2 separate regions of the Homo sapiens genome follow, and region 1 is linked to region 2. Evidence: chromatin loops called from intact Hi-C (ENCODE). Cell type or tissue: endothelial cell of umbilical vein. All regions are shown on one strand. Region 1 overlaps MOBP (myelin associated oligodendrocyte basic protein). Region 2 has its middle 6.6 kb from the start of SNORA62.

Region 1 (2,500 bases), 81 kb before region 2:
TACAGGCAAGTAAGTGATTAGAATGCACATAATGTGCTAATGGCCAGAAAAACTTCATTTACTGAGACCAAATAAGTACAAGTCACTGAGATGAGGAAGTGGGTAGAGCAGATAAACATCCTGCTCACAATGAGCTCACCTTGTAGGTAGAGGAATGTCCACAGACATCAGTGAGTGTCATACAAGGCCAGCATGCTCTGCAACATGAGAATGTGCTGGTGCAATGGCATGAAAAGTCCACAGAAGAGAGGGCAATATGTTGGGCTAGAGAACAAGGTGAAACTTCATGGGCAGAGGCATTTCATCTGGCCAAAGATGAGGGCTTGGGAATGACTGATACCTAAGCAGATACACAGTGAATTGCATTACCCCCGAGAGCCCTCATCCTATCTGCATTGCAGAATTGGAAGACATAATAGAGCCAGGACACAGGCAATGAGGCAGGTGAAGTGTCTAGCCCATGTGACTGGGAACACAGTCATGCCATCAGCTAATCAGAGGTCGAAGTAGATGAGAAGGAGGGAGATCATCTCATGGGTCTGAGACACAATGAGTTTAAAGAGCCAAGGACATCCATGAAGAAACAGGCATTCTAAACTCAGGACCTAAAGCTCTCATTTTGAGAGCGCTTCACCTCATGGAAGGGGGCACAACGTCGGGCACGGATGAGATACCTGTGAACTCAGCGAGGAGTCAGTCAAGGGAAGGCTTCCAGGAGGAGGCGTGGACCTGCCTTCAAGCTGCAGGAAGAAGGAGTAATGGGTATTCAGAAAGGTAGGATGAGTAGCAGTCTCCTAGGAGAGAAATTGCTGAATTTTCAAAAGGAGATGATCAGATATATTCAAAGGAGCCCTTTACCCAGACAGGTATGTATAGACCAATGAGAAGCTGCAGCTGACTTATAGGGTCAGATTCATTGCAAAGACCCTAAACGTCTGCTAAGCCCTTCCCCAAGTCCTACATAGGTCGCGAAGTTCAGCTAGAGTTTCTCCTCCCATGGGAAATAATGAAGTGAAACACTTTAGGATTAACCTTCAGGAGTAATTTCTTCAGGTGCCCAGCACATGGAGACTGTTACTCAACTCTCCACAGGCAACCCAGGCATTCCCAATTCCTCTGGCCTTCTAGGGTCACCTTTTCCCAAACGGCTCAGGCACCCGTCACAAATAACAGAAAATTTAGCTCTTACTCCAACTGTTTGAGAAATAACTAGTATGTGATAAGAAGGAGATTTGAAGCCCACTGTGACTCTGAATTCCTTCCCTAATTGAATTCTCAAATCCCACTCACTGCTCCAGCTGATGTAATGCCTGGGTCACTGTATGCCCATCTGCACCCCCGCCCAGTCATTTCTTCCCCCAGCACTTCAGGGGAAAATTGTTTCTTACTCCATGACAACTTCCCTCACTCCCTGTCTCCCCCGACCATGTCCGGCAGGGGGCAGCATCACCTCTAGTTATCCATCGATGCATGGTCCTGAAGGAAAAAGTAATTCTCTTCCCTGGAAGAACCTCGCCATTCCTAACACAACCACCTGAAAATGCATCCAACTTTCAAAATAATGTTTTCTCCCTCCTTTAGTAAAATGTTTATATTTTTGAAAAGACTGGCGGGCGGATCACGAGGTCAGGAGATTGAGACCATCCTGGCCAACATGGTGAAACCCGGTGTCTACTAAAAATACAAAAATTAGCTGAGTGTGGTGGCACGTGCCTGTAATCCCAGCTACTCGGGCAGCTGAGGCAAGAGAATCGCTGGAACCCGGGAGGCGGAGATTGCAGCGAGCTGAGGTCGCGCCACTGCACTCCAGCCTGAGAGATAGAGCAAGACTCCGTCTCCAAAAACAAAAAAATAAAAACAAAAACAACAACAACAAAAAACTGCCCTCCTAACTCTTTTCCCAGGTGGCAGAAATACAGCACTTAGTTGGGGTACCTGCTTAAGCAGTTCTATATACTGCTTCCCCAACTATCGGCCCCATGCCACCCTCCAATTTAAAAACGCTAAGCCTCACATGCTAAATCAGAGTCATCGTTTTATAACACACCAGGATTGCTAGTAAATTCCTTGGAAATACAGGCTGTTAAATTAAGTTTAGCCTAAAGCCACATCCTTACATATTTTAAGTTCCACCTAACGGTTTATTTGTACATAGTAAACCGTAACCTAACCGGATGGGTACATTGTAACCCAGTCTTATACCAATCACAGAGTTTTAGTCAATCACAGACAGCCAACAGTGTTCAAATAGGCAAATTCCAGCTGTAAGCAGTCCAGCTGTTTCTGTACCTCACTTTTGGTTTCTATTTGTCACTTTCCTTTCTCTGTCCATCGATGTTTTCTGACCGTGTGGTGGCCCTGGAGTCCCTCTGAAACTAATCTGGTTCTGGGGACTGTCTGATCTGTGAATTGTTCTTTGCTGAATTAAACTCTGTTAAATTGAATTTGTTTTATTAAAGTTTTTCCTTTAATAAAGCAAATAACTAACAGCGAAGAAGTA
Region 2 (2,500 bases):
GACCTGACCGTCCCCCAGCCTGACACCCGTAAATGGTCTGTGCTGAGGAGGATTAGTAAAAGAGGAAGGAACGCCTCTTTGCAGTTGAGACAAGAGGAAGGCATCTGTCTCCTGCCCGTACCCGGGCAATGGAATGTCTCGGTGTAAAACCCGACTGTATATTCCATCTACTGAGATAGGGGAAAACCGCCTTAGGGCTGGAGGTGGGACATGCAGGCAGCAATACTGCTCTTTAAGGCATTGAGATGTTTATGTGTATACATATCTAAAGCACAGCACTTACTTCTTTACCTTGTTTATGATGCAGAGACCTTTGTTCACGTGTTTACCTGCTGACCTTCTCTCCCCTATTATCCTATGACCCTGCCACCTCCCCCTCTCTGAGAAACACCCAATAATGATCAATAAATACTAAGGGAACTCAGAGGCCGGCAGGATCCTCCGTATACTGAACGCCGGTCCCCTGGGCCCCCTTTTTTCTTTCTCTATACTTTGTCTCTGTGTCTCTTTCTTTTCCAAGTCTCTCGTTCCACCTAACGAGAAAAGCCCACAGGTGTGGAGGGGCAACCCACCCCTTCAGACCCAATTTTTGAGAAGCAGCAATTCTGAACAGTGAAGACAGTGTTTTCAACAGAAAGTCCTAAGGGTTATTGTAGGGTCCAGCCCCACAGGGTCGGTGAGTTTTCTCCTCGTGTGCAGAGAGAGCGTAGAAATAAAGCACAAGACAAAGAGATAAAAGAAAAGATAGCTGGGCCCGGGGGACCACTACCACCAAGACGCGGAGACCGGTAGTGGCCCTGAATGCCAGGCTGCGCTGATATTTATTGGATACAAGACAAAGGGGCAGGATAAGGAGTGTGAGCCATTTCCAATGATAGGTAAGGCCACATGGGTCACGTGTCCACTGGACAGGGGGCCCTTCCCTGCCTGGCAGCCGAGGCAGAGAGAGAGAGAGGAGAAAGAGAGAAACAGCTTATACTATTATTTCTGCTTATCAGAGACTTTTAGTACTTTCACTAATTTGCTACTGCTAACTAAAAGGCAGAGCAAGGTGTACAAGATGGAACATGAAGGCAGACTAGGAGCGTGACCACTGAAGCACAGCCACAGCATCACAGGGAGACGGTTAGGCCTCCGGATAACTGCAGGCAGGCCTGCTTCCACAAGAGGTGGAGGAGTAGAGTCTTCTCTAAACTCCCCTGGGGAAAGGGAGACTCCCTTTCCCGGTCTGCTAAGTAGCGGGTGTTTTTCCTTGACACTGAGGCTACCACTAGACTACAGTTCACTTGGCAACAGGAGTCTTCCCAGACGCTGGCGTTACCGCTAGACCAAGGAGCCCTCTGGTGGCCCTGTCTGGGCATAACAGAAGGCTCGCACTCTTGTCTTCTGGTCACGTCTCACTATGTCCCCTCAGCTCCTATCTCTGTACGGCCTGGTTTTTCCTAGGTTATGATTATAGAGCGAGGATTATTATAATATTGGAATAAAGAGTAATTGCTACAAACTAATGATTAATGATATTCATATATAATCATATCTAAGATCTATATCTGGTATAACTATTCTTATTTTATATTTTATTATACTGGAACAGCTCACATCCTTGGTCTCTTGCCTTGGCACCTGGGTGGCTTGCTGCCCACAGGTTATGGCTATGTTTTTGTAGGATTTTATATGTGATTGCGAAACCATTTGACGTTATCTGGTGAAACTAGAGTTTAAAACCGACAGGGGAAAACTTTGCACAAGGATCTATCAAAAATGTTCCAAATGGTGGGCCACAGTGGCTCATGCCTATAGTCCCAGGCTGAAACAGAAAGGTCACTTGAGCTCAGGAGTTTGAGACCAGCCTGGGCAATATAGTGAACCCTCCTCTCTACAAAAAAAAAATTTTTTAATTGGCTGAGCATGGTGACACGCACCTGTAATCCCAGCTACTTGAAAGACTGAGGTGGGAGGATCGTTTGAGCCCAGTAGGTAAAGGCTGCAGAGAGCCATGATCACACCACTGCACTCCAGCCTGGGCAACAGAGACTCTGTCTCAAAAAAGAAAACAAAAAGCAGAGACAATATTGAGGGAAAGAAGCAGATCACACAGAAGACGTGCTAAGATTCCATTTATGGGAAGCTCAAAAACAGGAAAATTAAATAATTCATGATTAAAAGCACAAACGTAAGTGGGGAAACAATAAAGTCAACCAGTTTATCACAGGAGCAGGAGCTCTCTGACCTGAGAGGAGCAGGGAGGGACACACAGATGCTTTCTCTGGTCCCGGCACTTTTCCCTTTCATAACCTGCATCACAGTTGCAGAGGCTTTAACTTGATTCTTACTCTTTAAGAATGCATGGATATGTCTCTTAAACTATCTGCATGTATGATCCATTTTACATAAAAATTATTTTTAAAGTAAGTACTAAGGAAAGACAATGCAATGCATACGAGCAGTATTCACTACATGCCAAACCCAGACTAATTGCTGTGCAGGATGATCTCAATGA

Evidence for each region. Hi-C counts contacts between places; a loop is a spot of excess contacts. Peaks named below come from ENCODE experiments on the same cell type or tissue, not always from the same donor. Only the 100,000 strongest peaks of a DNase experiment are listed, where the experiment ranks them.
Region 1: a loop joins it to region 2, with 19 times the contacts of the local background. A loop is called at or near these places in 48 of 110 quality-filtered maps.

Annotation. Positions count from the first base shown.
Region 1 is chr3:39,497,707-39,500,206 of GRCh38, reverse strand. The region is part of intron 2 of MOBP (myelin associated oligodendrocyte basic protein); the gene reads right to left. Among named protein-coding and RNA genes, the nearest start is that of MOBP, 31 kb to the right of the region's middle. In endothelial cell of umbilical vein, a CTCF peak has its summit at 1,437 (motif pointing right); a DNase peak (open chromatin) is centred at 1,436; H3K27me3 peaks cover 237 bases.
Region 2 is chr3:39,416,378-39,418,877 of GRCh38, reverse strand. No RefSeq gene overlaps it. Among named protein-coding and RNA genes, the nearest start is that of SNORA62, 6.6 kb to the right of the region's middle. In endothelial cell of umbilical vein, a CTCF peak has its summit at 1,339 (motif pointing left); no DNase peak of the experiment used is centred here.